Linked DNA regions of Homo sapiens: region 1 is linked to region 2. A link is an interaction called in ENCODE POLR2A ChIA-PET data of the cell type or tissue named here. Cell type or tissue: Panc1. All regions are shown on one strand. Links, peaks and the distances in the headings refer to the core of each region. The heading gives the core; the rest is flanking DNA. Region 1 overlaps CDK6 (cyclin dependent kinase 6). Region 2 holds the start of LOC105375397 (a long non-coding RNA gene).

What was found. ChIA-PET counts read pairs that join two places held together with the same protein. Peaks named below come from ENCODE experiments on the same cell type or tissue, not always from the same donor. Only the 100,000 strongest peaks of a DNase experiment are listed, where the experiment ranks them.
Region 1: POLR2A ChIA-PET joins it to region 2 with 9 read pairs; 2 of 35 experiments call an interaction of 5 or more read pairs at or near these places.

The regions. Positions count from the first base shown.
Region 1 is chr7:92,733,780-92,750,677 of GRCh38, forward strand. The region is part of intron 3 of CDK6 (cyclin dependent kinase 6); the gene reads right to left. Among named protein-coding and RNA genes, the nearest start is that of CDK6-AS1, 94 kb to the right of the region's middle. RefSeq lists enhancers at 4,056-4,125, 4,326-4,475. In Panc1, for the core only: no CTCF peak of the experiment used is centred there; a DNase peak (open chromatin) is centred at 7,107; H3K27ac peaks cover 1,396 bases.
Region 2 is chr7:92,592,887-92,609,784 of GRCh38, forward strand. It overlaps LOC105375397 (a long non-coding RNA gene), which reads right to left and starts at 8,049. Exons shown (of 3, transcript XR_927744.3): 1 at 7,548-8,049; 2 at 2,290-2,382. It overlaps CDK6 (cyclin dependent kinase 6), which reads right to left. Exons shown (of 8, transcript NM_001145306.2): 8 at 12,035-16,898. RefSeq lists a silencer at 5,958-6,007. In Panc1, for the core only: no CTCF peak of the experiment used is centred there; no DNase peak of the experiment used is centred there.

The DNA of each region.
Region 1 (16,898 bases), core at 6,080-8,579, 150 kb after region 2:
ATTTAGAGTAAATTTTAACATCTGCAGGGAAAGTTTTCTCTTTCCACTCTTTATAAAACATTCCTGAATATTTTTTGAAAATAAAAATATGTATTTATTTATTTTTAGAGGCTGGTCTATGTTACCCAGGTTGGCCTCAAATTCCTGGCCTCAAGTTATTTTCCCACCTCAGCCTGCCAAGTAGCTGGGACTACAGGTGTGCACCATCGTGTCTGGCATTCTTGGATATTCTTATATGTTATGATTATGAACTGACTTCAGAATCATTTTATTGAGTGCCCACACCTTCCAAAAATCCTTTTAGTATTTTCAATGATTTTTAAAAATTGATAAATTGATTTGGGGATAACAGATACCTTTACAATATTGAGTCTTTCCTTTTCTTCATTTACTCAAGTCTTGTTCTGGGCTCCTCAGTAAAGTCGTGTCTTTTTAAATACAATTCCTACACCTCTGAGGCTCCCACTATAGCGGGTCTGGTCCGCCTTCTCCTTCCTCACATATACCATTACCTAGCCTTTCCCCACTGATCTCAGTCCTCAAATCCATCTTGTACTCTCTGTCTAGACTGAACCCTTAAAAGTGTAAACCTGATCCTATCAGATAATTCTCCTGCTTCAGCCCCCTCAGCCAAAGCCCACCTAGCTCTCTGGCCCTGCCTCCTGGTACTCTGTGGATTTCTGCCATCTTTACTCATTTACTGCCCCATGGCCCCAACTCCTGGCAGGGTCCTGCTTAAATTGCTCTTCCTCTAGATTTATTGGCCTCCCACCACATTGTACTAATGGGTGTCAATAAATGCTCAATGAGTTTTCATAAAGAAGTGAGGGCCCAAACAAAACTAAAAATGACCATGAAATCTATGAAGGCCATTAGCTTAAAAAGAACTCACTGACTCCTTTTAGGAGGAATGCGATAAAACTCCAGGGGAATCAGAAAGAGCAGGTTTGGATTACGGGATAGGGACAAAAGAGGCATGGCATATAAATCAGTATTCGTACCTTTTAGCCATTAAAACATGTTCATATGTGTTGAGACTTTGGGCTCATTATTTTAGAAATATAAAACTCCCATGACTATAATGAACACTGACACACTGAACAAAAACAATGAAGGATGCTTCCTATCTTACCATCTCTTTCAGAAGCAACTTGCCCAGGGGTCAAGAGACATGGATTTCAGCACATTGTTCCACAGCTTGGGGTAGGACTAGCTTAAGTACCTTATCCTCTCCCATCTCTAAGAGAAGTATTCCACAGATCAAATCACTTTGCCTGAGTCTTCACTTGGATGCAGAATTGGACTATTGGCCAAATCCCCTAATACTACTTTAATTTCATATGATCATATCAGAGTTTCTCAAAGTACAGTCTCTTACTCCAGTGTTACTAAGTTCCGTTCAACTCAGCCACTAGTCAGTTGATTAAGCAAGTTCCACCTTCCTTCTTATCATTTTTGTAATAGTACAGATTTTTTATTTCATTTTTTACTTTTGTCAACTTTTATTTTAGAATCGGGGGTATATGTGCAGGTTTGTTATAAAGGTATATTTCATACCTTTGTATGTCTAAGGGTGTAAATGATTCCATCACCCAGGTAGTGAGCACAGTATCCAATAGGTAGTTTTTCAGCTCTTCCCCGCTCCTCTAGTAGTCCCCAGTGTCTATGAAGTCCCAATTTTTTGGAGCCTCAGGTTTTCACTTATAAAAACCAGAATAAATCCTGCCCTGCCTCTGTCATAGAACTGTGGAGAGAACCTAGACATTTGATTATTTTATATTATAGATTTGATTTGTTTTTTAAACTGCCAAGCGCTATCCAGCTAGATTGCAAATTCCTTGAGGAACAGGAATGCAATGCATCTTTATATTCTCCAAGAATCGAACAAGGCACGTTATACATAGAAATCTTTTGGTTTTACTTGATTGGATGAATCACCCAATAGTCTATAGATATGCATTAAGATGAATTATAGTGACCTTTGCTCTTGGTTTTGTGTACAGGAGTTATAGAACATTCTCACCGATTAAACTGATTCCTGAGTCTTTCTTTAGCAAAAAAGCCATAATCCTGCATTGTGGCTTATTGGTTATTCACTAAGAATTTACTGACTGCTTGCCAAGTGGAGGCATAAAAGTATTAAAAAAGTTTCTTTTGGGTACGTATAAACCTAAGTGAGTCACTTAGACATGAGATGTAAATTTCCATTTTTGAAGGCAGTATGATTTAAAAGAAAGAGCACTGGGTTTTGAGCTAAAAGCTTTGGATCCAAATTTGTACTTGCAAGTTAGATAATCTAAGACAAGTCACTTGCAACTTTCGTGGGCCTTGCTTTTCACATCTATTTTTGAGAAAATGACCCCACAAAAAGATTTAAACAAGATATATTATAGATTATGTAATATATATTTATATATGATTATGTGTATTATGGTTATATATATGACATAGGATATTATGCTTAAGCACTTTATTTATTGTAAAGTTCATACACATAATAAATTGCTACCACTTATTCAAAAGAACTATGAAGTCCCTACTATGTGTAAGGCATTGTGTCAGGTGATGCTACACGGAAGCACCTGAATAGAGTGTCCCAAGGAGCTCTTACTCTAGCAGGGAGAAAAGAATATGTACCTACATACTTCATGTCAGTATGTGCCAAGGACCACAAATGGCACAAGAGCGCTAGGCACTGAGTAAGCACCAAGGAGGGAGCAGCATCTAAGCCAATCTGGGAGGAAGGCTGGTATTAGTTTTGGTGTGGGGAAGCATCTGTCATGGAGGACACTAATAGAGGAGGAGGAAGTGCTTACGTGTTTGTACACCAGCTATAGCTCCAGCAGGCAGGGTCCTAAAGAGGGCACACTGCTAAATGGGACCACACTGCAAAGGGATTTATTGCTGGTGGACACAGGGAGTCTATAGTGTTTTATCTTATATTCAGTGGGTAAGTAGTAAAAATGTGTAAAACCATGGCATGTTATTATTGACATTTTAGCATACATAATGGATGGGAGGTGGTGTAAGGAGGCTATGATACTATTCTGAACATATGATAGAGAAGGTCTAAATTAGAATATTGAAACAAAAAGCAAGGGGAAAAGCAATTCAAGAGACAAATGTGATATATTAATATTTGTTCTCACAGTTCAATTTTAATGGCCCATCTTTGGAGAGCTCCGCTACATTTCCAGGTTGCACACTGTGTGATCTTGGGCCTGTTATTTAATCTTCCCTCCGCTAGCATCTAACCTTCGTTTCTTCATCTGTAAAATGGGGACAACACTTTCTTGTAGGGTGGCTACAAGAACTAAAAATAATGTGTAAACCTCCCAGTTTGGGTAAACAATGTGTAAACCTCCCAGTTTGGGTAATGGGTTCAGCACTGGTGCCACTAAATGAAGATGAGGCTGTGATAATACTATAAGTTCAGATCCACTGAATTTTCCCCAGTTAGTATGTGGATAGCCTTCTATCTTCCCTAACACTCTATTAAGATCAACAAACACAACTTATAATATAATCCTTAAAATATCTGTTGTTTTAATTAAATCAAATGTTATGTGGTCTGTTCTTAATTTTGAAAGTCTAGGTCCTTAGAAATTATCTGTTATTATTCATTGAATGTATTACATGTTTCATTTTGTAAATGACCCAACTTGCTAAAATGGTTTTAAGTTGCTTTTTCCCTATACCTGGACAGATTTTTCTGTAGGCCTCTCTGACTATTGAGATTTCCCGAAACTGTCCTTAGGTGCTTTTTATAGGATAATAACCGGATACTATAAGCATGAAATATACCATTTTACTTAATCAACATATATATTCTGAAGCTACTACCAAAACGGGAAAAACATTACAAATGAACTTTCTTACATAGTTAACTCTGGTTGCTTTCTCAACTTAACAAATAAGAACTAGAATTTGTGACATTATTTCCTTATGTTATCCATTAATGCTGAACTGTGTGCATTCCAATACAGAGAGGGGGAGAGGAGCAAACAAGGACTCTGAAAAGAACACTTAGCTTCATTTGGTCAAAAAATGGTCTTTACAAGGGTTTTTATTATGGGTCATAAAACATGCTTACCACAATGTACCTCCTTGAAAAAGAAAAGAAACCCTTGTAGTGGTGAGAAACTGAAAACAACACACTGAAAGTCCTTGTGCCTCCTTCCCATAAACACATCTGTGCATATTATCTGTTTTGGGTAGAGTTGCACGCACAGCTGCTTATGGGGACTCCATAGAGGTGGGACTTCAACATTTTTTATTTTGTGTTGTTGCAAGGACTGACTTTTTAAACTGAAGTCAGTTATGATAGAGGTAGCCAATGTATCTCCAGTGGAAGGAGGACCATGTACTCCTCACTAACAACTTCTTCAATCTGCTGGAGGAAGAGGATCTGGGTGGTCACAACTAGTCAGGAAAAGCATGGAGGTGCAGAGGAAGGGGGATCTTCAGGCCAAATGGAACTGAAGAGCTACCCACCAAGGCAAAACTGAGAACTGGGTTAACGATCTAATGACTCTTACAAAGAAGAATTTATCCAGCTAATGTTAAAATTGGTATCACAGGCCAGCACAGTGGCTCACGTCTGTAATCCCAGCACTTTGGGAGGCCATGGCAGGCAGATCATCTGAGATCAGGAGTTTGAGACTAGCCTGACCAACATGGTAAAATCCTGTCTCTACTAAAAACACAAAATTAGCTGGGCATGGTGGTGCATGCCTGTAATCCCAGCTACTAGGGAGGCTGAGGCAGGAGACTCGCTTGAACCCTGGAGGTGGAGGTTGCAGTGAGCCAAGACCGGCCACTGCACTCCAGCCTGGGCAACAAGGGCAAAACTCCATCTCCGAAAAAAAAAAAAAAAATTGGTATTACAATAGGAATTGCCCAGGGAAACATGGGCATCCCTATAGATGGGAAACTCTTAGTGTTCAGCATAATAGAGTACAGGTATCCAAGTTTTTGCATTGCAAATACAATTTATGTATTCAGTGCTACTCTGATTTAGGGATACCCCTGTCTAAAATGTCTTGAACTAGTTGTTTTCTTAAACGTGCGCCTCTTGCCTTCAAACTTTTCCTGGCCCACCTAAAACCCCCAGTCAGCTTTTGGTATTATTCTTTTTCCAGGCACCAAAAATTGGCTTCCACTTTTTCTTATACTGGTCCTCTAAGGCCTAATCTCAGAACAATTTGCACATCTCTACAATTAGGACTGCTGAGAGAAAATGTTCATAACAAGTCTGAAGTGGTTGCACATCATGGTCTCTAACTTCATCTGGGCTTTCGGTACTGCCTTCTCTGGGTCTCTAGTAAGCTCCCTTTGCTATTGTCTATAATGGCTACCAAAAACATTCACCATTTGTTTGTGTTTCCATAATTACCTTTGCAATTATACTTCTCAAGACTGTCTTAAATTTTAAATTCTGCCTCCACCCCTCATCTCCCATTCATTTGTGGCTTCAACATTTAGTCACATTCTGAGGCATCCCCAGTCATAAGGCAGCTGGGGCTGCTCTCCCAAGCTCCAGATGTGCAAACTTCTGCATGTGCAAATGTACACATGCTTCCTGCTATGTTTTTTAGAATAGTCCCTGGTAACTGTAATCTCCATCTGTTCCAAAATAATAATACAGTTTCTTTACTCCCACCAAAACCTGTCCTTCCATCTGTATTTCTTATCTGGTATAATGGTACCACCATCCACCCAAATGATCAATTCAGAAATCTGACAGACATTTTAGATTCTTTCTCTCCTCCCAAACACATATCTAACAAGTCACGAAATCATGGTAATTATAGTTCCTACATTACCTTTCAAATAAGCCCTTCTCTCCCATCTCCATGGCCCTTGCCAAGTAGTCAGTATCTCTTGCCTGGATTACTACAATGGTGTTCCGACACAAAGAACTCCTGTCTTTAGATTTTTGCATCTTTAATCTTTTCTCCACTGCACTAAGTGGTATTTATTTATTTATTTTTTTGAGACAGGATCTCACTCTGTTGCCCAGGCTGGATGGAGTGCAGTGGTGAAGCTCACTGCAGCTTCAAACTCCTGGGCACAAGCAATGCTCCTTCCTCAGCCTCCTGAGTAGCTGGGACTATAGGCACATGCCACTATGCTCAGCTAATGTTTTATTTTTATTTTTGTAGAGACAGAGTCTTGCTATGTTGCCCAGGCTGGTCTAAACACCTGGGCTCAAGTAACTCTTCTGTCTTGGCCTCCCACAGCACTGGGATTACAGGTGTGAGCCACCATGCCTAGCCCTAAGTGATATTCCTAAAAGGTAAATCTGAGTCATGCAGAAGTCCCCCACTGTTCACTATAAGACAAAGGTAAAACTTAGATTGTTACCTAAAGCACTTTAACGTCTGCTTCCTAACTATCTCTGGATTAATTTCCAGCTGTTCCTACATCCCTGTTACTATGCTCTGAGGGTAACATGCTCTATTATATCTCTGTTCTGTTGCAATGCTATTTGCTTTTCCTGGAATGCTTGCTCCATTGTCCTATCCCCCGATATACACACATCTTCCAACATACACATCTTGTCTGTCTGGCTCCTTTCAACTTGTCTTTCAAGGCTTACTTTAAGTAACTTTTGGCCACATCCTGGGCAATTCTCCTTACAGGCACAGGTTATGTGCCCGCCTCGTATAATCTCACAATGCTCTGAGCATAGTTCTGGCACAGAACTTATTCCACTTTACTCTAACTGTAATGTCACCCTCCCTAGATTACAGCCTCCTGATGCTAAGAAAGTAACTGGAAATGGGGGTGGGATGAGAAAAATAAAGAAGCATCCTAGGCATTTTACATACATTATTTTTTTCCCAGGTACTCTGCATACATTATTTCATTTATTTTTCTCAGCAACCCCTTGAATAAATTCATATTCATTTACTCATTCTACATTTGTATCATGAGCCAACTTGTGTGGCAGGCTGGAGAACAAGGATGCCTTGTCTCATGGAGCGAACAGTGAAGGCGGGAAACCGAATTTGAGAAGCCAGAAAGGTGCCTAACACACACAAGGCCCATATCATCAGAAACCTAAGCTCCTCCTCACCTCGTGCCCAGGTACACGTGGCCCCTCTGCAACTCCTCAAGTCTCCAGCCTCAGGCACTAAGTATGAAAGGAATGACCCAATGCTGCTTTAAAAATATGCTACAACCTTGTAATTCAACTTCTAGGAATTCAGGCTACAAAACCAACAAGTTTACAATGAGTCAATACAAAGACATTCAGTGCTGTTTTGCTTGAAAGAGTAAAAAAATGAAGACAGCTAAAATATCCACAATTAGAGGAATAGTTAAATAAACGATGATGTGTCTCTCTGTATAATATCAAGCAGCAATTAGAAAGAACATGGGTAATTCTGACATGTAAACTAGATAAATCGACAGAGAAAGGAGTAAGGCTTAGAGTGATATATACAGCTTGATTCTATTCTGACAAAACAAGAGATATATGTACAGGTTTATGTATGTGTGGCTATGTTTGCATTAGGATGGCCAGATAAAACGTAGGACACTAAGGTAAATTTGCATTTCTGATAAACAACAAATACTTTTTTAGTTTAAGTGTGTCCCATGCAATATGTGGGACATATTTAAATAAAAAATCATTTGTTGTTTCTTCGAAATTCAAGTTTAACTGAATGTCCTTATTTTATTTGCTAAATCTGGCAATTTTAGTCTGAATATATATAAAAATGTTTGGAAAGAGATATAGCTACAGTTAAAGATTGCTACCTCTGTCAGGTGTTGAAAATGGTAGGATTATGGGTGATTTTTACTTTTTGGATTCTCCTGAATTTACCAGTTAAAATTATACATATATATTAATGTTTCTTTTAATCAACCCTACTTTTTAAGTTAGTAGCCAGCAGTCTTTAGAAAATAAAAAAATGTAGTAAGTCTCTGGTAAAATTTGTGAAATAAATCCTCTAAGGACCATTAAAAAAATATTCCACAGAAACAGACGGCATAGTACTTCAGAGTTTTCTAAGTAATGGCACATAACTTTCTAAATTATAAACAGCACTGTTTTATGTCCTCAACAGACTATAGCTACTCGAAGATAGTAAGTACAAGTTATTCAGGGTTTTTTGTTTTGTTTTGTTTTTCTTAACTGCCACTTCCTGACAGATTCTAGGGAAGAATAGGTGCTCAATAAGTTTTATGCTTTTAATATTTAAAGCATAAAATTATTGGAAAAGTAAAAGCTAGAAGTGGTGCTGACAGACAATAAAATGAACCATTTTAGAGACAAACAATGATACAAATAAGTACTGGGTTGTTTTTAAGATTTACTCAGTTTGTTTAAAATATTTTAGAATGAAAACTAAATCAATAATGTCCTCTCAGAACAACTTGAACTTTGCTTAGGTTGAGAGTGAAAAGCTTAATCAAAAGTTTAAAGGCAAAATAACCAAGGTAAATACCCTAAGTAAGAAGTTTCTTTTGAAATAGAAATTGTACTTTCTTTCCTTGAATATTTCCAATCTCTGCTTCTGTTCTTCTGTTATGTTTGTCAGAATCAGCACACAGCACCTTTCAAAAATGTTTTCTGAAGGTTTTTATCTGCTAAGGCTGTAAGCAGGCAACTTTTTAGCACAGATTTTGGGGTCATCTCAGAGTGTCAGACATGACACTTGCTGGTTTGCCAAGAGGTATCAGGCTCACCAGTGCTATCTGGTGTTTCTTTAACACTTATATTTGAATGTAGTTTGTTTTTATTTTGTACTTTAACTATATATCTAAGAGGAATACAGTTTTTACACTCATCCCAAAATATACATACACACACAACCTTAGACTCTTCATTCACAAAGTAGTACAATGGTAGGCTAAACAAATTGTTTTTCTTCTTTAAAGTTTGTAAACTCTTTTTTTTCTGAATTTACCAGTTAAAATTTTATATGTATAAAATGTATACATATATATATACACACACACACACACACCCCTTTTGTACTTTTTTGGAAGATAAAATGCATGCTGGAAATTGAAAGTGTTTAATATTTAAAAGCCTAGCTATGAGGCTTCATTATCTGTAACATATTTAGAGTTCGCAGTTAAAAATATTTTACTGGAGACTTAAAATGTACAAGTATGGGATGTTTGTGTTCCATATTATGAATTGCTAAAATAGGCTAAAAGGCAGTAGGGAAACATTTTGTCTCTCTATATTTTTTTAAGTGCTCAGATAGAAGAGAGGTCCAAGTGATAAGACCATTAGTTTGCTGCCCTTTCTCGGTGAAGAGAGAGGGGAAGGATCCCATTCAAATCCCTACATCCTGGGAGATTTTTGCACTGCATGTATCTGCCAAAGGACTTATACTCACAATATATAAAGAACTCCTGCTACTTTGAGTTCGAGACCAGCCTGGCCAACATGGTGAAACCCCATATCTACTAAAAATACAAAAATTAGCTGGGCGTGGTGGCAGGTGCCTGTAATCTCAGCTACTCAAGAGGCTGAGGCAGGAGAATCGCTTGAACCAGGGAGGCAGAGGTTGCCATGAGCCAAGATCATGGCATTGCACTCCAGCCTGGGTGACAAAAGCGAAATTCTGTCTCAAAGAAAAAAATAAATAAATAAAATAAAAATAAATAAAAATAATAATAAAAAAAGAACTCCAGCAACTCAATTAGAAAAAGACACACAAGAGCGAAATTCTGTCTCAAAAAAGAAAGAACTCCATCAACTAAATTAGAAAAAGACACACAATCCAATATTTAAAAATGGGTTAAAGATGTGAACAGGCACTTCACAAAAGGGGAAACCCAAAGTCCAGTAGCTTGTAAAAAGGTTAACCTCATTAATCATCAGTGAATTGAAAATTAAAAGCACAATAAGATATCATTACAATGGTTTAAACTGACTATATCAAGAGTTGACAAAGATGGAGAGCAGTCACATACACTGATGGTGAAACACAAATGGTCTATCCACTTGGGAAACATTTTGGCAGAGAGAGGAACAAAAATTCATCTCACAGACAAGATGCTCAGTAAAAGAAGCTATACACAAAAAGCACATACTTTTTATATGAAATAAGTCAGTGTAGTGATTACATCTGGGGGAGGGAGTTATAGACTGGGGAAGGCATAAGGAAGACTGGAATGTTCTGTATCTTGATCTGGATGGTTACACTAGTAAAACATCATCAAACTGTATGCTTGAGATTAGTGCACCCACTTTATTCTACATCTCTTATTCTGCAACTAAAAAAAAAATTTATTGTCTTTCCAATATTTGTCCAAATCTGGGAAGTTATTCAGTACAGGTATGCTATTCAGGACCTCCCTGGCAGGCTAATCATTAGATGTTTCATGGACTGGCACAGAGACTGTATTAGTCTGTTCTCACACTGCTAATAAAGACGTATCAGAGACTGGGTAACTTACAAAGAGTAAGAGGTTTAATGGACTCACAGCTCCACATGGCTGGGGAGGCCTCACAATCATGGCGGAAGGCAAAGGAGGAGAAAAGTCACATGTTACATGGCAGCAGGGAAGAGATAATGAAAGCCAAGCAAAATGGGCTTCCCCTTATAAAATCATCAGATCTCGTGAGACTTACTCATTACCACTAGAACAGTATGAGGGAAACTGCCCCCATGATTCACTTAACTCCCAACGGGTCTTTCTCACAACACATGGGAATTATAGGAGCTACAATTCAAGGTGAGATTTGGGTGGGGACACAGCCAAACCATAACAGAGACCTCAGTTTTCCTTTGGGATCTGTTGCTGCTTCTTAGTAGTACTTTACCTAATTTCCATTTACATCAGTTTACTCATTGGTAAATGGGAGGATACTATGTTTGTCTCATACACTATTAATCAGGTAATATGCATGTGTGTAACTGCTTTGAAAAGTAAAACTATTATATGAATGTACACATTATTATTTTACAGCATTTGGAAGAATCCAAATTTCTCCAAGTAATGTTAAATATGTAACATTTTTATCACTGCCAACTCCCTGGACAGTTCTCAATTTCTTGAAACACGAAGAGTGGAAAGTTTGTAAGTAAGACAAAAAGTGTATAGTCATCTTCCTTTCACTCTATAGTACACTGCAAGAGACTCAAGGTATAGGCTTTATGGTCCTAACTCTTACCTTTCTCGCTGGGCGACCTTGGGTAATTTTGTGTATTTTATTTTTAATTGACAAATAATAACTATATATATATTCATGAGGTGCAATGTGATGTTTTGATAAATGTATAAATTGTGGAATGATTAAATCAAGCTAATTAACATGTCCATTTTATCGAATCTAAATCTTAATGTACTACTAAAAAAGACAAATGACTGTCAAACTGACATGACACAATTTCTTATCATTCAGAAGTTTTAATTATGCCCATTAAAAGGGCTCTTGCAGACTTCTTCACATTTGGATTTTATCTATCATTCTTGAACATACATTAAAAATTAAATTTGAAATGAAATAATTTGATGAAGGTATTCCAAGAATTTCTTCACATTCAGAGTCCTGCTCTTTCACATCCTTTTCTACTCAGAGTTGTTAGATGTCTGTGTTTTCCACACAATTTTGTCTTCTGTCCCATGAAGGGCACTGATGACAGAGCAGTAGAACTCTACTATGACCTCGAGGATTTTCATGCCTGCCATTGAGTAACTCTGCAAGTTTCAGGCACGTGGGCAGGCAATCACCACTGGATCAGGACTGATGCCTGCGAACAGTGACTTCAAAATGTGTTCTGTTTTCAAAGGCCCATTTGTGAAAAAATGGGCATCTTAGAACTGATCAAATGTGGTACTTCGCTCTTTGAACCTCTTTAATAAAATAATATTTATCTTCACAGGATATGATAAAGATTAAATTAGATAAGGTTGAGGGTAGAGTATTTGAGTTTGAAAATAACTTTCCATGAAAAAATTTTAAATGTAGCCGCTATTTCCAGGAACCTGTGTTGCTGATAAGTCTGCTGCTTTTTCACTTTGGGCCCCAAATCTGCTTCATACTATATTTATCAATCCAGCCATCCAATAAACACTGAATATACAGCAAAAGAATGAAAATTTAACTAAGCACTATTTTTATTTGCTAAATCTGGCAAACTTATCACCTACCCTAATCTTAGTCTCTTCCAAAGAGGTAGTCCCTATTATCAGTTTGTTGTATATTCTTCCAGGTTTGGTTCTGTGAATTATATGAGATATACATGTACTTCAGATAAATGGAACCAACCAGACCGTACCTACAGTCCAAAAAATGGCTTTCCCCCAACTCAACACTGTGCCTTAAAGATAATTTCTTATAGGTCTATGTCATTCTTTTTAATTGTCACATAGTATTCTATACATAGCAGTCTATTCAGCCATCCCTCTACTAATGAACTTAGATTATTTCCATTTTTTCCATTATAATTAATGCTACAGCAAATTTTCTTATTCATGCCTCCTTTTGCCCTTGTACCAGGATTTCTCTGAGAAGTGAGAAGTCTCAGTCGCTGAACATATGTATTTTTAATATTAAAAGATACTTCCAGATTACCTCCAAAATGCTTTAAAGGCAAAGCATCCCTAATCTGAAAATCCAAAATCCAAAATGCTCCAAAATCTAAAACCTCTTGAATGCCAACATGATGTCACAAGTGGAAAATTCCACGTTTAAGTACTTAACACAAACTTTGTTTCATGCACAGAAGTATAAATATTGTATAAAATTACCTTCAGGCTATGTGTATAAAGCATAAATGAAAAATAATTTTGTGTTTAGACTTGGGACCTATCCCAAAGATGTCTCATTATATATACACAAATATTCCAAAATCTGAAAAAATACAAAATCCAAAACACAGTTCTGGTCCTAAGCATTTCAGATAAGAGATACTCAATCTGTTCCAATTTATAATCCCAACAGTTGGTGTACGAGACTATCCATTTCTTAACAGTCTCACCAACACCTGACATTATAAAACTTTTTATTTTTTTTGCTTGCCTCAATATGATGGGGGAAATATTTACTATCATTTTACTTTTCATTTCTCTTATTGTAGTGAGATTTGGGCATTTTTTCATACTTCTTAACCAGTTATTTTTCTATATGCTCACAACTTATTATTTTAATAACCTAAAATCAGTATCAATTTTGCTGGATTGTATTTTGTAGAATCTATCTTTTTCCTATCTTTAAAAAAACACAGAATATTTCTCACTTCTAGTATTGTGGCACCTCTCCTAGATTCCATGACTCCTCAAAGGTTACATGGGGCTCAGAAGTTGCAGCCACAAGTTATTGCAGTGCCCTGAGATATACCTTCCTATTCCAGGCCAAATTCAACAAGACTAAACTATATAATCACCTTCCCCAAACTGATAATTAACTTACCTATTTCTGCTTTTCCTTTACTCCGGACAATGAGTAACCAAGTCCTGTCAAGTCTTCTCAATTTCTCATTTCCTTCCAATTAATCATCATTGCCCCACTCCAGGTACAGGCCCTGATTATTTCATTCCCAAACCAGAGGACCATTCTCTTTGACTGATCTCCTGTTGTAATTTCTCCTAAACGAGCACACTGCTACCAGATTAATCAGCTGAAAACACAACAATGGTATCAGCCACCCACCCAAGAGCTGCCTAATTTGAGTTTGAAACACAGTGCCTCCACAATCAAGTCCACTTCTCTCCTGCTTAACTGGCTTCTTGCACTCATCTCTCCAGATGTACCCAGCCTAATGGTGTCTTTCCCCAAGTGGAAACCAGCAAATCTTGAGCAAGACTTCAAATCTCTGGCTTCTGCTGGCTTGTGTCACTCATGCCTCAGAGTAACAGCTTCAATATTCTAAAAAAATTGCCACTTTCTTTAGGAAGCCAGTCCTTATTTTTCCCTCTTCTGAATTCCTGTGGCTTTTGTCATTTGTAACACACTGTATTCGTCATAAACTGCCTTATGTGGTGGCTATTTCTCTATGTATCTCATTCTCCCTTTCTAGATTTTAAATTATCTACAAGCTGTGTGTCCACATTAACATGCTGCTGCACAAGGACTTACAGAATAAATAAGATATAAAACTAGGTTGTATTTCTTTGCTAGGTAGGCTTTCTTGTTCCCATATAAAGCAGGCCAATAAAAGGTGATGTATTTTAAATACATCAAATATTAGAACATTCTAAAAATTACCATTTCAATTTCATCAGCTACCATCAGGAAAGAATTGAGGGAAAATGCGCAGATGGTAATATACTATATTATTCCCAGGGCTTTTACTTTTTAAGTGTTTCAATACACAATGGAAAATTCTTAAAATTAAATCTCTAAACTTATTGTGTGTTCTAATGGCATACTGCATGTTCTATACTCAGAACTTTTACAGATAACAGGTTACAGAATATGGCTTTCCAGAGAATCTGAAGATTTTCAATAGTATTTCAAGAAGCAACTATTATATCATCAGCAAGAAGGAGCAGGAAATGCAAAAAAGGCATTTTATAGTCAACAAACGCTCAAACCAGAAGGAAGAAAGGCCTTTAGGGACACCAAGTAGATCAAGTCATTTTGGCGGGCCATTAAAGGCTCCATGCAAAATCTAGCTGACATCACTTTAGGCAATTTTGATATGCCAGTATTATTACTGGTCAGACCCTTGGTATAGTTCTATGATCAGTTGAAAAGCACATGGACGTAACTAGAAAATACACAAGAGAAGAATCTCCATCCTTTATATCATAGAATGCTGAACTGTCTACAAAATACTTTCTACATTTTAACTCATTTGACTTGCATATTTTAATCCTTGTTTTATGGATAAGAAAACTAGGGCTCAGAAAAGTCAAGTGACTTGCTCAAGTCACATGGCTAGTAACCAGGTGTCTTGTTGCTAGGGACTCTCTTTCATAACATAGAATAAATAAAATGAAATAAGCAGATGGTGTCTTTTGGCCTTAAGACCTCTCAGTACTACAGTACTTCCTTAAATCTAGTTGAGGCACTGCTTCCTGAGGCCCCATGGAAGGCAAATATATGACTACTCATATCCCACTCCCATTCCCCATCCACACCTATAGAATTAATGAATGTGATTTTGCAACTTAAGATCAAGTGAGCCAGGGGTGGTGGCACATGCCTGAAATCCCAACACGGCTGGGCGCGATGGCTCACACCTGTAATCCCAGCATGTGGGAGGCCGAGGTGGGCATATCACAAGGTCAGGAGTTTGAGACTAGCCTGACCAACATGGTGAAACACCATCTCTACTAAAAATACAAAACTTAGCCAGGCGTGGTGGCGCATGCCTGTAATCCCAGCTACTCGGGGGGCTGAGGCAGGAGAATTGCTTGAACCTGGGAGGCGGAGGTTGTGGTGAGCTGAGATCACACCACTGCACTACAGCCTGGGTAACAGAGGGAGACTCTGCCTAAAAAAAAAAAAAAAAAAAGAAATCCCAGCACTTTGGGAGGCTGAGCCAGGAGAATTGCCTAGGCCCAGGAGTTTGAAATTAGCCTGGGCAACATAGCGAGACCCTGTCTCTACAAAAAAAATTAAAAAGTTAGCTTGGTGTGGTAGTGTGCACCTGTAGTTTCAGCTACTTGGGAGGATTGCTTCAGCCCAGGAGTTCAAGGCTGCAGTGAGCTATGATCTCACCATTGCATTCTAGCCTGAGTAATGGAAATGTCTCTGTCTGACAAAAACAAAAACAAACCAAAAACCAAAACCAAACAAACAAAAGATCAACTGAGAAAAAACAGATGCCAATGTCCAAAACCAAACCTGAAATTCTTCAGGGTATTCATATCAAATTCTCATTCCTATAATCACATGTACATTTTTGATCCTCTGAACCTCTTTTCCACTTATATCTCATAGGGAACTTCTGACTGCTCTGCAGCACTTGGTGGGTGTGTCCTGTAAGTTTTTGAAGGCATTCTGCTGTACTGATTTGTAGCCTTCTTTAGTCCTGTGAGGGTATGCAATAAATGTTTACCAAATTGAATAAAAGCCACATGTTTATTCAACATACACCCTTATTTGACAAATACGCAAGTGATTACCAGGGAAATAGGATAATAACTTTGATAGTGCATAGTGAGCACTACTGAAATGAAATGCAGAGACATAAATGATTACAATTCTTCATGGAGAAAAAATATATACTGTACTTGGAATGAGGCTCTAGTTGAGGAGAATAAAATGTTAAGAATGAAAGTTCTAGTGAAGAGAGCATTACTGATTCTGGGGTAGGTCAGTCAAATGAGGGCAAAGTTCAAACTAACATTGTTTTTAGAGCAATGTACAAGCAAGTATAGTAACACATTCAAACCAGTAATAAGATGTTTTAAATATAGGTCTTTATTCTAGGAAATAATTCTACATGAGTGAGAAAAACACATTTATATGGCTTTTGGAAAGTCCACCGAACTAGAATAATAGGAACTTGGTTACAGTCCTAGCACAGTACTAACTGCATGACTTTGGGCAACTCACCACCCTCTTCGGGACCCACTTCCTTAAACATAAAGTGGGGAGAGGCTGGGCTACATATATTCCAAGGAATTTTCCAACTCTAAAAATGTTATAATTTCACTGATTTGTGTATAAGTGATACCTTCAGGACTCTAAAATGGCCTCCTGAGTAGGTTAAAAATGATTCCTCCAGTTTTGGTTACAATCCTAATTTGTGGATTCCACTTTGATCAACCTTGCCAGCTTCTCAAGATTTCAATTTGGGTTGCCACTACGCCATATTTTGAAAATTACAAGAAAGAGTAAAACGGGAATGGGCTGACTTTACATGATCTATGAGTCACAGTGATAAAACCTTATTGTAACAAGCCATTTCTAAACAAAAGTAACACAAATAAATGAATTTACGTCACAATGTGGAAGGCAAACCTTTTTC
Region 2 (16,898 bases), core at 1,026-3,525:
AAGAAGTTATATTTTATTCTGCAGGCAGAGCCTTTTTTTTTTTTTTTTTTTTTGAGATAGAGTTTTGCTCTGTTGCCCAGGCTGGAGTACAGTGGTGAGATCTCGGCTCACTGCAACCTCTGCCTCCTGGGTTCAAGCGATTCTCCTGCCTCAGCCTCCCAAATAGCTGGGATTACAGGCATGCACCACCACACCCAGCTAATTTTTGTATTTTTAGTAGAGACAGGGTTTCACTATGTTGGCCAGGCTGGTCTCGAACTCCTGACCTCAGATGATCCACCCTCCTCGGCTTCCCAAAGTGTTGGGATTACAGGCATGAGCCACCACACCCAGCTGTAGAGCCTTTTAAAAATTAATATTATTTTAATTGACAAATCACTGTATACATTTATGGAGTACAATATGATATTTTGTTATATGTATACAATGTGGAGTGATTAAACAAATTAACATATCCATCACCTTGCCTACCTATTTTTTTTATGGTGAGACATTTGAAACTTACTCTTGGTTATTTTGAAATATATGATACATTATTATTGACCATAGTCACCCTGCTGTGCAGTAGATCTCAAAACTTATTGTTCTTGTCTATTTAAATCTTTGTACTTTTTGATCCGCAGCTCCCACTTCCCTCCCTTCCCACTCCTCCAGCCCCTGATAACCAAATTTTACTCTCTACTTCTATGAGTTCAGCCTTTTTAGATTCCACATATAAGTGAGATCATGCAGTATTTGTCTTTCTGTGCCTGACTTATTTCACTTAATATAACATCCTCCAGATCTACCCATGTTCTTGCAAATGAGATAAAGCTGTTTAAGCAGGGTAGTAACATAAGCATTGATAAAAGGCAAAGCTGTAAATAGTAACAGTCTAATAATAATAATAATTCTCTGGGGCAGGATTTTTCAGCTTGAATAACAAAGATTATAACTCAGGTGGCATCTTTAGCGATGAACTTGGGTCTATATCCAAATTAAACAATATAGTGGATTGTCCTATATATTTTTCTTTTTCTTTTTTCTTTTTTTTTTTTTCTTGAGACAGAGTCTCGCTCTGTCACCCAGGCTGTAGTGCAGTGGTGAGATCTCAGCTCACTGCAACCTCTGCCTCCCGTGTTCAGGTGATTCTCCTGCTCCAGCCTCCCAAGTAGCTGGGATTACAGGCACACGTCACCACAATGCCTGGCTAATTTTTGTATTTTTAGTAGAGATGGGTTTTCACCTTGTTGGCTAGGCTGGTCTTGAATTCCTGACCTCAAGTGATCCGCCCGCCGCGGCCTCCCAAATTGCTGGGATTACAGGCATGAGCCACCAAGCCCAGCCTGATTTTCCTATTTTTTTTTGTTATTGTTGTGTGGGTATTTGAGATTTTAAACAATGGTGAGAGATACAGAAACTCAACCCACAAACCCAAGTATGTTGTTTTGGCATGCATGTCACTAGACTGGAAATGAAAACATGGAGCTTTTGTGTTTGAAGACAACAGCCGTTGTGTTTATCCAACTATATTAAATGACAGAGCAAAAGACAGGAAACAAGTTAAATATCCATCAAAAGGGTTAAAGTATGGTATGTCCATGTAATGGCAAATTATGCAGTTATTTAGAAAGTGATGTAGAGCTGTATGTGTTGATAGGGAAAAATGGCCACTATACATTATTATTAAGTGAAAAAGAGAATTATAAAGAGTATGAGTAGGCCGGGCACAGTAGCTTACACCTGCAATCTCAGCACTTTGGGAGGCCGAGGTGGGTAGATTGCTTGAGCTCAGGAGTTGAAGACCAGTCTGGGCAACAGGGCAAAATCTCATCTCTATAAAAAATTAGCCGGGGTTGGCGGTGCATAATGGTCCCAGCTACTTGGGAGGCTGAGGTGGGAGAATTACCTGAGCCTAGGGAGGTTGAGGCTGCAGTGAGCTGTGTTCATGCTACTGCACTCCAGTCTGGGTGACAAAGTGAGAACCTGTCTCAAGAAAAAAAAAAAAAAAAGAATGTGAGTATATAGAGTATGGCAGTATGTGCAGCAAGAGGATGCATTGGTTGAGCCTTATGAAATTGCCGACATGCAGTAATTTCTAACCTATGAGAATGGCAATTTCATATGGTTCAACTTTTTACGTACGTATGCTTGAAATCTTCATTGCTGGATACTTCATAATGGTATTAGTGAGTTTAGAGGGCAGGTATAGGAATTTTTATTTTCCACCATATTCCCTTCTTTCTGATTTATTTTATTTTATAGGACTGCTCAGCTAATCAACTCCCCTTGCTCCGATTCCACACTCACCATTTAACTTCTGGATGTAATTTTGCCTACATGCAGAGAAAATGATCACCAGCAAACGTGATCATCTTGTGCTCCTGACAACTATATTTCTCGCTGTAAAAAATATAAAAAGGATGTTTTTAAAAAAGGATTTGGATCATGAAAACCAAATAGACATTCATTTTAATTAATTTTCCGTTTGTAAACCCCAGGTTGAGTACTATTATTGGATAAAGGCAGTGGAAGCTACCAAGTAAAGTGAGTCAGAAAGGAAAGTTTCTGGTGTTCATGAGGGCGCCAACTGAATCAATGGGTTATAATTTCACTGTAATTTTCCTCTCGTTCCACCCTTGTTGAGGTGACTCACAAGCTATAAACATTCTTGGACAATTATTTCAGGATGGCTTTGTTGTTAGCATTGAAAGAAAACATCTTTATTTTTTCTTTTAAAAATCAGCTTTATTGAGGTATATTCCACATCCGGTAAAATCCACCAGTTTAAAATGTTCAGTTTGATGAGTTTTGAAAAATATATATGATCATGTAACCGTGACTACCATCAGGATATCATTTTCCATCTCTCTAGAAAGTTTCCTTGTGCCCTTTTGCAGTTAAACCTATAACCTTGCTAAATTTATTCATTCTAGTAGCCTTTTTTTTTTTTTTTTTTGGTAGAGCCTTTGGAGTTTCTACATAGACACTCATACTGTCTTTGAATAAAGAGAGACTTGCCAGGTGTGGCGGCTCACACCTGTAATCCCAGCACTTTGGGAGGCCGAGGTGGGCAGATCACTTGAGGTCAGGAGTTTGAGACCAGCCTGGCCAACATGGTAAAACCTCGTCTCTACTAAAAATACAAAAATTAGCCGGGCATGGTGGCACATGCTTGTAATCCCAGCTACTTGGGGGCTGAGGTAGATTGCCTGAACCCGGGAGGTGGAAGTTGCAGTGAGCCAAGATCTTGCTACTGCACTCCAGCCTGGGTAACAGAGTGAGACTCCATCTCAAAAAAAAAAAAAAAAAAAAAAAAAAGAGAGAGAGAGAGACTTTACTTCCCTTCTAATCTGTATGTTTTTTGTTTTCTTGCTTATTGCATTAGCTAGCACCTCCAGTACAGTGTCGAATAGAAGTGGTGAAAGCTGACATTCTTGCCTTGTTCTTGATCTTAGGAGGAAAGTACTCTGAGCTTATCAAAGTGTGGGGTCAATATTGTACCAGGTCATACTTCACACCTCACATCTTTTACTTTACACTTAGTACTTTTCATTTCACAGTTAGTATTTTTCACATCCCACTTACTGACCAATTCTTTCTTGAATCCAATCTAATCAGGCTTCTACTTCTACCACCTAATCAAGATTTCTTTTCAAGGTTGCTCATCTTCTCTATGTTGCTTAATCAGTTGCCCCTTATTTTCCTTGACCTATCAGCAGCATTTGTCACAACAATGACTCTCTCCTCCTCAAAAGATTTTTTTTCACTTGGATTTCCAGACACTATGCTCACCTTCTGCTTCTCGTAAAGTCCACTTAGTCTCTGTTGCATATTTTCCTTCGTCTCCTGGGATATAAACACTGGGGCACTGTAGAGCTTGGCATATAAACACTGGGGCACTGTAGAGCTTGGTTCTGGGATCTTTCCTTTTTTTTTTTTTTTTTTTTTTTTTGAGACGGAGTTTCACTCTTGTTGCCCAGGCTGGAGTGCAATGTCATGATCTTGGCTCACTACAACCTCCGCCTCCCGAGTTCAAGCAATTCTCCTGCCTCAGCCTCCCTAGTAGTTGGGATTATAGGCAGGCGCCACCACGCTTGGCTAATTTTGTATTTTTAGTAGAGATGGGATTTCTCCATGTTGGTCAGGCTGGTCTTGAACTCCTGACCTTAGGTGATCCGCCTGCCTCGGCCTCCCAAAATGCTGGGATTTCAGGCATGAGCCAACGCACCCAGCCGGGATCTCTTCTTTTTATAGACACTTTCTTTCTTGTTGATCTCATCCAATCTCTAGCTTTATATGCCATCCATACACTGACAACTTCAAAACTTTTATTTCCAATCTAGACCACTTCCTTGGAATCTAGACTCATGCCTCTAACTGCCTAGTCAACATCCTCACTTCAGTGTCTCATATGAGCTCAAGCTTAACATGTCCAGTGTCCAACTCCCAATATTCTCCCTAAAACCAGGTCCTCCTACATTCTTCCCATCTCAGTAAATGGCAACTTGATCTTTCCACCTGCTTAAGCCAAAAACTTCAGAGACATCCTCACTTTTTTTTTTTTAGACAAAGTCTCACTCTGTCATCCAGGCTGGAGTGCAATGCTGTGATCTCAGCTCACTGCAACCTCCGCCTCCAGGGTTCAAGTGATTCTTGTGCCTCAGCCTCCCAAGTAGCTAGAATTACAGGCGCCCGCCACCACATCTGGCTAATTTTTGTATTTTTTCTTATTAGTAGATGGGCTTTCACATGTTGACCAGGCTGATTTCAAACTCCTGACCTCAGGTGATCCACCTACCTCGGCCTCCCAAAGTGCTGGGATTACAGGCGTGAGCCACCACGCCCAGCCCATCCACGCTTCTTCTCTTTCAATGCCATGTCTAATTTATAAGCACCTACTATAACCTTTACCTTCAAAACATCTTACATCTTGTTGTCTCCATTGTTTTCACTTTGATCAAAGCTACCATTATCTCTCATCTGGATTATTACAACAGCCTCCTAACCCAGGCTCCCCGCTTACATCTTTGCCACCCTAAAGTATTTTCTCAATAGAGCAGTCACAGTGGCTTTACAAACAGATCATATGTCACGACTGTGCTTCTTGCCTTCCGGCAGTTTCCCATCTTATTCAGAGTAAATACCAAAGTCTTTGCATTGGCCAAGAAGCCCCTCCAAGATATGCTTCTCCTGCCACTAACTTCCCTGGAATATCTCCTTTCTTTCTCTTGCAGTTAATTGCTGCTACACTGGCCCCCTTGCTGTTCTTTGGACATGGCAGGCATGCTCCTGCCTTAAGGCATTAGCACCTGTTGTTTTCTTCATCACTAATACACCTAGATTCCTCTTCTCTGTAAGTCCTTTGATCTAGTGTCACCTTCTCTATGAGGCCTTCACTGATCTCCTCGTTTAAAATTGCACCCCCATGACACTTTATATTCCTTTCCTCATTTCTTCCCACACATGTATCTAACATCCTAGTTTACTATAATTATTTATTTGTTGCCCCTCACTAGAAAACAAGCTCCATAAAAACAAGACATTTTGTGTATTTTGTTTACTGCCACATCCCCAGTGCCTAAGGACAGTGCCTGGCACATCACTGTGCTCAATAAATATTTACTAAATGAATCAATGACTAGTTTCACTGCCATATTGACTGGTCTGTTTGTACCTGTACCCACTGTCTTTGCCTGCCCTCCCATTAATCCTTTTCTCTCTCAAATCCAGCTCTTCCTCTTGTTCTCCTGGGCCCTTCCTCTCCCTCTTCTCATTACCTTTGCTTCTGCTGTTATTGCTTCTTTTTCACCCTCAATCTCTCTGTTTCCACAATGGACTGTCTTCCATCTCAGAAAACAAGAATTCTCCTTTGATACCACATCCTCCCTGAGCTCTACCTCCATTTCTCTGTTCTGCTTTATGATTCAGCTTCTCAAACAGGCTGTCTACATTCTCTACCTCTCTAACCTCATCTCTGACCACTCCTCCCCCGACTGACTATGCTCTAGGCTCACTGATGTCTTTTCTACATACCAAGCCTTCCTACCTTGAAGCTTTCAGCTGCTTTCCCCTGAGCACCCCACCTAGCTGCCTTAGTCTCATTCTTCATGCCTCAACTCTTTTGACAGGGCCTTTTCTGACACCAGTTTCCCATCTTCCAGCAGTTTCCCATCTTATTCAGAGTAAATACCAAAGTCTTTGCATTGGCCAATGCAAGTACTTTCTACCTTATAGCAATTTTAGCACTTATCATAATGTAATTATCCTATGCAAATATTTATGTTAGCTCCATGAGAGCAAGCACCTTGTTTTGTTCACTACTGTATTTCTAGGGTTTGCTGGTGCCTGGAACAGAAGTTCATTAAGTGTTGAATGAATGAATGTATGAGTTTCCAGTGATGAGATGACTTAAAGCTAGCTGCTGACATATGCAAATAAATATAAATGCATGCGCAGTACTGCCCTTAGAAGCACTGTTTCTTTCTTCTTCTTCTTTTTTTTTTTTTTTTTTTTTTTTGAGACTGGGTCTCACTCTGTCAACTAGGCTGGAGTGCAGTGGCACAATCATGACTTACTACTTGGACCTTCCTGGCTCAAGCCATCCTCCCACCTCAGTCTCAGGGTCCATGCCACCGTGCCTGGCTTTTTTTTTGTATTTTTTGTAGTGACGGGGTTTCACCATGTTCCCAGGCTGGTCTCAAACCCCTGGGCTTGGCCTCCCAAAGTGCTGGGATTATAGGCGTGGGCCACCGCACCCTCCTTAGAAGCATTGTTTCTAACAGTAAAAAATTGGATATATGGTGGGGAGAAATACCTATCAATAGGGGATTGGGTAAGTAAATTATAGTACATTTACACAATGGCACACTATTCAGCTGTAAGAGAAGTTAATGTAGATTTATATGTATTGCAATGACGAATTGTCCAAGATCTTCTGTAAAGCAACACACAACACTCAAAACACAAGTTATTGAATGGGGTGTACAGCCAGCCCATCATCATAGCGTAAAATTTCATTCCTGTATCTTACATGTATCTGTACAAAGCTAGGTATCTAGAAATTATTTATCAAAATATTAGCAGTGATTTTCTCCAGGTTGTGGAGTTTCAGGTAATATTAATTTTTTTCTTAGTAGTTTTTGTATTCTTTAAATATTTTATGGTAAGTATGTGATGATTTTATTTCAGCAGTTACATTTCAGTCACTTGGCCACTGGAAATTCATCACTAATCCATTCAATACTATTGAACCTCTACTCTGTTTAGGCACCACTAGACCCTAGAGCATGCACTGATATTTCTTTCCTATGTGTTTATATACAACTTCATTTCAGAACTTTTTGGGGCTGACCACACCATCTACTTATTCTCACTTTGGAGGTAAGAATGACTTGATGAAATAAGATAGTTTGTATGGCATGTACCAAATTGGCACTTGGGGAGTTCACTGGATGTCAATTGCTTCCCTTCTCCTCCAGGGCACTATTTTTGCTGCATCCACAGTTAAATAACACTGTATCACAATGCAATCCAAGGAGCAGGAGGGAGGGTCTATTATTACAAACCATCACTGTTGAACCAATGAACTACTGGGTGCCTCTTGATGCTTCTGCCTCCTTGTATCGGATGCTCTTTGAAAGCCGACACCAGTTGTAGACATCCAGTGAATATGGGTAAACTTGACTTTCTTTATCACAGAATAGTTGTCATTTTCAAATGAAGAATCCTGGAGACCAGAGGAGGTACAGCATTTAGAACAACAGACCCCTTTCCAAACAAGTGCCAATGTGTTCTCTTGGCTGCTGTGGTGCTTCTCAAAATTTTCCACAGGAGAGGGAATTGTATCAAGGGGCATCTAGTGGTATCCTCCAATGCAGTTATTAAAGTCAAATAGTATCTTTGAAGTTATCTGTATTTTTTTCATTTTTATAAAAATGGGTTTATTTAAAAATAAATCTATAAAAGTAGAAATACATTGCCTTAAGAATCTGAATTTTGCATTCTATTCCACAGAGTCTCACTCTGTCTCCCAGGCTGGAGTACAGTGGTGTGATCTCAGCTCACTGCAGCCTCTGCCTCCCGGGTTGAAGTGATCCTCCTGCCTCAATCTCCTAAGCAGCTGAGATTACAAACATGCACCACCATGCCTGGCTAATTTTTGTATTTTTAGTAGAGACTGGGTTTCACCACACTGCAGAGCAAACATGGCATCCTGGGACCCATCCCTACCATTAAGAGTGTTTCCCTACAGAACAGGAGGTGCAAATTGGGCTGACATTCCAAAGGGCAAAATCAGCGGCAAACAGCTACTAGGTTCTTAATGTAATGTAATGTAATGTAATGTAATGTAATGTAATGTAATGTAATGTAATGTAATGTAATGTATAGTAGGTTCTGAGTGAGTAATACAGAGATAACTGAAGGAGCTGTTCATACATAGCTTCAAAAAAAAAAAAAAAAAAAGGTCCAGTAGGCCAGACGCGGTGCCGCAAGCCTGTAATCCCAGCACTTTGAGAGGCCGAGGGGAGTGGATTACCTGAGGTTAGGAGTTTGCAACCAGCCTGACTAACATGGTGAAACCCAATCTCTACTAAATACACAAAAAATTAGCCAGGTGTGGTGGTGCATGCCTGTAATCCGAGCTACTTGGGAGGCTGAGACAGGAGAATTACTTGTACCTGGGAGGCGGAAGTTGCAGTGAGCCGAGATCGCGCCACTTCACTCCAGCCTAAGCAATAAGAGCGAAATTCCATCTCAAAAATAAATAAATAAATAAATAAAATAAAAAATAAAGAAAATGGTCCAATCAAACCTGGTTGTAGATGCCTATGGTTTGTGGAAACATGTATCATTATGACTGACCCCTTTATAAACCACAAGTTTTTGATATCTTAATAAAGATCAAATTCTTGACCCTTTATATTACCTCATGAATATTTTTTAAAGAGTTTTAAAATTTAAAATTTAAAGTTTAAAAATCTAAATGGTTATGATCCAGATATTTGAGGGCCACTGTCCCAGGCACAGTCTCACCAGCCTCCTGGGCATGGTGGCTCATGCCAGCACTTAGGGAGGCCAAGGCAGGAGGATCACCTGACCCCAAGAGTTTGAGACCAGCCTAGGCAACATAGTGAGACCCTGTCTCTACAAATAAGAATAATAATAATTAGCCAGGAGTGGTGGTTCCTGCCTGTAGTCCCAGATACTTGGGGGGTGAGATTGTGCCACTGCACTTTAGTCTACGTGCAGAGTAAGATCCTGCCTCAAAAATAAATAAATAAATAAAATTTAAATGCAATTTAGGACCTATAAAAAAATAAAGGCAAGTCCTAATGGGAGCTTCTAGGGAATTCTGGAAGTCCAATTTAAATACAGTATACCTGATATTATATACGAAGAGAGGAATATATGTATCAGTGACAATGATCCCCCTTTTGGTTTATTGTGTAGTATCTCGGGAGCTGCTTGATCTATTCCTCCCTCTGCCTCCAGTACATACATAGTTGAACAAAAATTAACAGAAATAATCTCCTTCTTTAAAGTCCTTCTGTGGTTCCAAGCTCCTTTACATGGCCTATATGACCTTACCTCCTGACTCTCCTTCACATACCCGCCTCTTTTATCAATAATTTTCAAACTGTAAGTCATGGCCTATTCATGTGATTGTGAAATCAGCTTTAGTCACTAGTTATTTTCAGAGTAGTAGATAACAAAACAGAAAAGAGAATGTGTGGACCACATAGCATCATTTTGTAAAATGTAAGTTTGAACAAATATGGCCTTCCGGGAGCCATCCACATAAGGAGTTCTTCCCTAGACAACAGGAAATGTAAATTGGGATGACAGTCCAGAGGGTAAAATCAATGGCAAAAGGCTACTAGGCTTTTTTAATGCAATGTGGTCCTAAGTGAGTACCAAATACCAGAGATAACCAAAGGAGCTGTTTGTACACAGCTTCAAAGAAAATGATCCAGCATATATGTGTGTGTGTGTATGTGTGTGTATGTGTGTACCAGCTCATGCTGGCAGATTCTATTTCTTTCTCTAGGTTATGATCCAGATATTTGAAGGCCACTGTCCCAGGCACAGTCTCACCAGCCTCCTCACCTTCCCTGCCTGCTCTTTCATAAAACTACAGGCCTCTACATGGGCAAAGTATTTCTCCTCATGAAACTGGAAATCATTGCTCTTTGTTTTTGAGTCCCCTTAAGCATGATTTCCAAGGTGAAAACTTTGCTCATCTCCAGGTGATTAGCAATTAGTTACACAAACCTTTTTCACAGCCCCTTCTCTTCCTGTAAGCTCCTGAAAGGACTGTCCATTGCCTTACTCATTTTTGTAACTTCAGTGCTTAGCACAGTCAACTAATGAGGGTTCAATAAATACAGTCATGCACTGCATAATGATGAACTGAATATATAACGGTGGTCTGGTAAGATTATAGTGGAGCTGAAAAATTCCTATTGCCTAGTGATGTCACAGTGTAACACATGACTCACATTTGTGATAATGATAAATGGCTGTTACTGATTTATGTATTTACTATACTATACTTTTAATCATTGCTACAGAGTGTACGCCTACTTATAAAAAAAGTTAACTGTAAAACAGCCGGAGGCATGTCCTTCAGGAAGTATTTCAGAAGGCACTATCACAGGAGATGACAGCTCCATGTGTGTTATTGCCCCCTGAAGTCCTTCCCGTGGGACAAGATATGGAGGTAGAAGACAATGATATTGATAACCCTGACCCTGTGTAGGCCTAGGCTAATGTGTGTGTTTGCATGTTAGTTTTTAATGAAACAGTTTAAAAATTAAAAAAAAAACTAAAAATAGAAAAAATCTTATAGAATAAAGAAAATATTTTTGTATAGCTGTGCAATGTGTTTGTGTTTAAAAATAAAGTGTTATTATAAAAGAGTCAATCATGCCCCTGAAATCCCAGCTACTTGGGGGTAGGGGACTGAAGTGGGAGGATAGGTTGAGCCTGGGAGGTGGAGGCTGCAGTGAGCCATGATTGTGCCACTGTACTCCAGCGTAGGTGACAGAGTGAGACCCTGTCTCAAAAAAAAAAAAAAAAAGTCAAAAAGTTAAAAAAATTAAAGTTTATAAACTAAAAAATTTACAGTAAGCCAAGGTTAATTTATTATTAAAGAAAAAATTTAAAATAAATTTAGTGTGACCTAAGTGTACAGTAAAGTCTACAGTAGTGTAATGTCCTAGGCCTTCACATTCACTCACCACTCACTGACTTATCCTGAGAAACTTCCAGTCCTGAAAGCTCCATTCAGTGTAAGTGCCCTTTGCAGGTGTACCATTTTTTATCTTTTATACCATATTTTGACTGTACCTTTTCTATGTTTAGATACACAAATACTTAACAATGTGTTACAATTGCCTACGGTATTCAATACTATACAGGTTTGTAGCCTAGGAGGCTTAGGCTACACCATCTAGTCTAGGTGTGTATTTGTGTAAGTACACTCTATGATGTTCTCACAACGATGAAATCCCCTAACAATGCATCTCTCAGACTGTATCTCAGTCATTAAGCAACGCATGATTGTTGAATGAGTTCTTTTTTTTTTTTGAGATGGAGTCTTGCTCTGTTGCTTAGGCAGGAGTGCAGTGGCGCCATCTTAGGTCACTGCAACCTCCACTTCCCAGGTTCAAGTGATTCTCCTGCCTCAGTCTCCTGAGTAGCTGGGATTACAGGCGCGTGCCACCATGCCCGGCTAGTTTTCATGTATTTTTAGTAGACACAGGGTTTCACCACGTTGGCCAGCCTGGTCTTGAACTCCTGACCTCTGGTGATCTGCCTGCCTCGGCCTCCCAAAGTACTGGGATTAAAGGCATGAGCCACCGTGCCCGGCCAATTGTTGAATGAGTTCTAAGCTCACTTAGCTGTTATTTACTTTTTAAACACTAGAAGCCTGAAAAGGAATCTCTTAAAGTAAAACTTTAAAACACATTCTTTCTACCACATGGCCAGGTTGCAAATAAGAAGCACCAAAAAAAAAAAAAAAAAAAAAAAAAGAAAGAAAAAAAACACATTCTGCTAAAACTTGGAATTTAATGAATTTTACTCACTACAGTTATACTCATTTTACATTAAAGTAAAAAAGAAAATAGCCAGGAGAGTAATTCATCTCCAGAAAGCAGTTTAAAGTTATTGTTTTTATTATTTTTATTTGCTACCAATATTTTTATTGTAAGAAATACAAAAGGTATTACAAATATACAAACTATTTGCTCTTTTTGCCTCATTCAATTTAGCTTTCACATAAGTGAACACATTGGACAGTGATATTTCAACACCAATTTTGAAAAAAACAATGAACTTCATCATCTGACAATAAATACCTACATTTTCATTCTAGCACCCAGTAAGACATCCAGTTTCCAAAGGATTATTGGTATGCAACCCTCTGAATTTTCTGACATGTTACCTTTGCCACTGCAACAGAAACACCACTGCAGTTCTCCCTTTCCCAATAAGTCAGAGTAAGGGGCAGGTAAGAATGGCTATCTGACTTCAGAAACCCTGGGTCACAAAGCATCCCTTACTTGAGCTACTTTTAAAACCAGATTTTTAATGATAGGGTACTTAAAGTTTTGGTGGTCCTTGAATGACATATTTTACGTTACATATTTACCCTACTTTTCTATTCTCCTCCTCAGATAGGAAGGGTATAGATAAACTGGCTATATTTTCATCTGCCTCTTGGGAAAGGAGCAAGAGCATTCAGCTCAGAGCATTCTGAAGACAGTAGCCTTAGAGATAAGCTTTCTTTCTTTCTTCTTCTTTTGCTTCAAGAGGGCTTTCTGTGTGTAATGGAGGGATGGTTGCTAGAGTGAGACAGCCCTTCCCCTCTTGCTATGTCTATACCATACCTGAGGCCATTTTTCTTAGAGGGCAAAAACGTTAGAATAGGTAGGAAGGTTCTTGCTTTCAGAGAGCTGTGCTGCACCCACAGGGTGGACCCGACAGGCCACTGTGGTAACTCTCAATCTGTGTACAGAGAAAAGAGAAGCAACATCTGATACAAAGTCACCTGCCAACATTCTTATAAGACTGTGTCCCAGGCAGTGAATTTCCACACTGCTTCTTGGGTCTGCAGAACTCAAAGCACCAAAACAGAGCATTCTGTAGCAATATAAGCAAACGGAATAAGAATAATTATGCACCTTTAAGGAACATGCACCCTTATAAGTCTGTACCCTGATATGAAAATAGCAGAATGAATTTCAAGTATGAAGAAATACAGTAAAAGTGTGGCCTGTAGATGGAGAGAAAACAGCAGCCTGGAATGTGGTTTATATTCTTGATTAGTTTTTCTCTTGGTACCACAGCCAAAACTGAATGCTCTGTACAATGACTTGGTTTAAAAATCAAGATGCATACAAAGATGCTAGAGGCATTTCTAATGGGTGCCATGAGCACAGTCTGTGCCCAGCATCAGGAACCATCTCTAGATGAATGTGGCTAGGTCAAGTTGGGAGTGGTGGCCAGGCCTAGACAGGCACACCTGTGGTCCATGATGTGGAGGAAGATGGAGAGCACCATGTGGACAAGCCAGGATGGTAGCAGGGAACACTTTAGTGGTAGAAAGGAAGAGATACAGGGGACAGAGATGTAGAGGTGTGGGGATGTTGGTCATCTTGGGCTGGTTCACACAGCCTAGATGAGTATCTGATATACACAATTTCTACATTTCTAGAACCATGATTTCAAACACAGAAACTAACAAGTCAAATTTCCAAATTAGATTTTTTTTTTTTACTTTCAAAACATTTTCTATTATAAGTCAGAAGGAAAAAAGCTTACTGTATGTGACAGTCTTCCTGAAACCTAAGAGAAAGTTTTAACCAGGCCCTATGGCAATGCAGAAACACTAATACATTTTACAGTGAAAACCTACTTTAACACATCTCAAAATGATAATCGTATAAAACTTTCTAGTTCTAATTTGCACTCTACGTGAACCAATATTTTTCTTTTCTTAACACATACTGCTCTTCTATACCAAACACTTGCCCTTTAACCTTCAGATAAAAACCTCAAATACCAAAAAATGCAACAAGCTTTTGAGGTGTTGGGAATTGTTGGTTGTTAAAATCCCTTTTATTTTATAATAAATTATACAGGCAATCCTTGCTTTTTATTACCACACTGGATTGCTTCTGTACACAGCTAAGTTGCCTGAAGCATGGAAACTTGGACTTCTCCATCTGACACGTTCTGGAAGCCTCAAGGCACAAGCTGACAGTTCTGCTTCTACAGAAAAACTCTCACACTGCTCTCCTCTCAACAGTACTGCCTGTTCCCACTACTCCACATGACACCTACGAGGGCACTACATCACGTGAGGGAAGCTTCTTCATGAGGGCAGACAAGAGGAGGCACCACCCAGGCACTGGTCTCTGCCTGGCATCTATTCCGAGGGCCACCTGGCACAGTTTCTAAATTAAGGCATATCTAAAATGCTTTTCTACCTTTAGTTTTTATTTTTGCTATATTTTTGCACTCTACTATATGCATATTTAATAAAAACAACTACAAAGTCCTTTACTTTAATTCCTTTACATAATGATAAAACACCTAGATACCCAAAATACTACATCTATATATTCAAATCTACTAATCATGTTACAAATGCATGCAGCTTATTTGGGGGCTTAGTCTAATTTTTATTTTCTTAGGTCCATCAATACCATGATAATGAACATTAGATGCAAAATCCTAACACTTTCTGCCTTCAGTTGTACTTTCACAGGACTAGTGTGATTCAGAAATAAATAACATACATGAATAATAATAGAAATAATTTATGCAAATGTAGAACAACTTGAAAAAAAATCCCCCGCCTGTCAGGTGCTGTTCCTGGGGGTAGCTGATGCTATAAATTCCATGTACTAACTAATATATTTACTACAGGTAATAGGAAAACAAATGAATAAAAAGTGAGGAACTATGATATACATGTGTATATTTTTGCAAACACAGGATCAGAATGAAAAGATATATCATGCACTGTGAGGTTTAAGAAATGTATTACTGCTGGGATTTGTTTTATTATTCAGACTTTAAGATCAAACTGAGAGTTGTTGGTGATCACAGAAATATTGCTAGCTGATACATATTATTGCATTTCATAAAACTTAAGATTAGAAACTTTCAAGTAAGGGTACAACGGGTATCTTCAGAACTTTAACCTAAGCACATCAACGGAATTTTTCTAGGGACCACAGAGAGTTAGAAATTAAATAATTGTGTGGCTCTATGTGTGCTGATTAGTGCTACAGTCATAGTTCTTGGCAGTCAATATGTAGTTATATGCCCCCTTTGAGAAAAACCTACATTTGACAATCCAAACTCCTAAAATTGAGAAAGGGTTATTTGTGTGACCAAACAACTCACACGGAAGATTCCTCTCAACATGAAAATCCCCTGCTACATGAGATAATTTGTTTACATACCTTTAATTACCTAACAAAGAAAAAGAGAGAAAAGAAACTGGAAGCTAAAGAATTGAGAGCTTTTGCCAACTGAAGACGAAGCAGAAAATAAACTTTTCAAAACAAAACTTTTCCAGGCATATCTTTCACCATCACATATATAGAATGATGGAAAATAAAAAAATAAAAAAAAATTCCTGCAATTATACATCTTTTCTTTAAAAAAACAAAAACAAAAACAAAAACTGAGCTTAGCGCCTGAGAGATGCGGGGTAGACAGCTTCACACAGGGCAGCTGCTACCGCATCTCTTTTTACCCGAACTTTCGGAGAATTGTGTTGTACTTATTTATGCACAGAAGACACCCGTTTGCTACTAGGGACATTTTTCTTCCTAAGATTTGCAGAACAGATGCCTCTGAGACAGCAGCAGGGCACTCTGACCTCGGAAAGCAGCCCGCGGGGCCGCACATAATTTCAGGCACCGGCAGGTGAGTGGGAGGCGGGGCCCCAGCCCGGCCTCGCCCACTGCCTCTCTCCTGCCAAAGGGGCGGGGCAACGAGGCAGCGCGCCCGGAAGGCTTTCAAGTGGGAATCAAGTTTTGAGCACGAGCAAATGGGGTTCAGACTGGCCACTGTTATAACAAACCCTGGGGTGGAATTCGGCCTTTCGCATAGGGGCTTTAACTGGACTCTAGTTCCTGGGAGCAGAGGGGCGAATGAGGCGGGGGATTTCTCAGCCAGTTTCTGACTGCCCCTAGTGTATGTGGCATTTTGGTTCAGTATGAATTACTGAGACTCATCTGCTTGCCACTCAGGAGGAAAGTTGGGCAGGCACCGTCGAGTGTCTGCCACTCAAAAGGAATAAGCTGCTTTCTGTGGTGCTGTGCTAAGGAAACTGAAAAATACTGCAATATCCTTCCCTACTAAATTTCAAGTGACACTGCTGTGAGAAAGGTGACCTCTAAAATTAACTTAATCATTTGGGGTATAAGAAGTCTTTAAGTAGACTTGTAAATTTAAAAAAAGTATATAAAGTTGCCAAAAAACTTCAAAAGTTAAGTATGTAGACACACTCCTAAGTTGTTATGCTCATATACTTCAGACTTTTTTTTTTTAATTAGAGCTTCTTATGAATTTACATTTGTGATTCCACAAATGTTAAAATTACCTGGTCTTTTGGTATTTTAGGGCTCTGTTTCAATACAGCAATTTTTCAGACAAAAGTTTTGTCTACTGAATTACTGATGTGCTACTCATTTTGCTCACCTGATCTTTAAATTAGGATTTTAAAATTTAATCAATGTTGAAAGGCCACCATGCTAGGGAATTTGAAAGCAGCAGAGAGGGTATGTGTGTTTTAACTGGGGCCACTAAAGGAGTTTTATACTTCTAACGAAACTATCCTGTTCACAGATGAGGACTGCCTTTTTAGTAACTAAGCCTGTTTTAATCTAGAA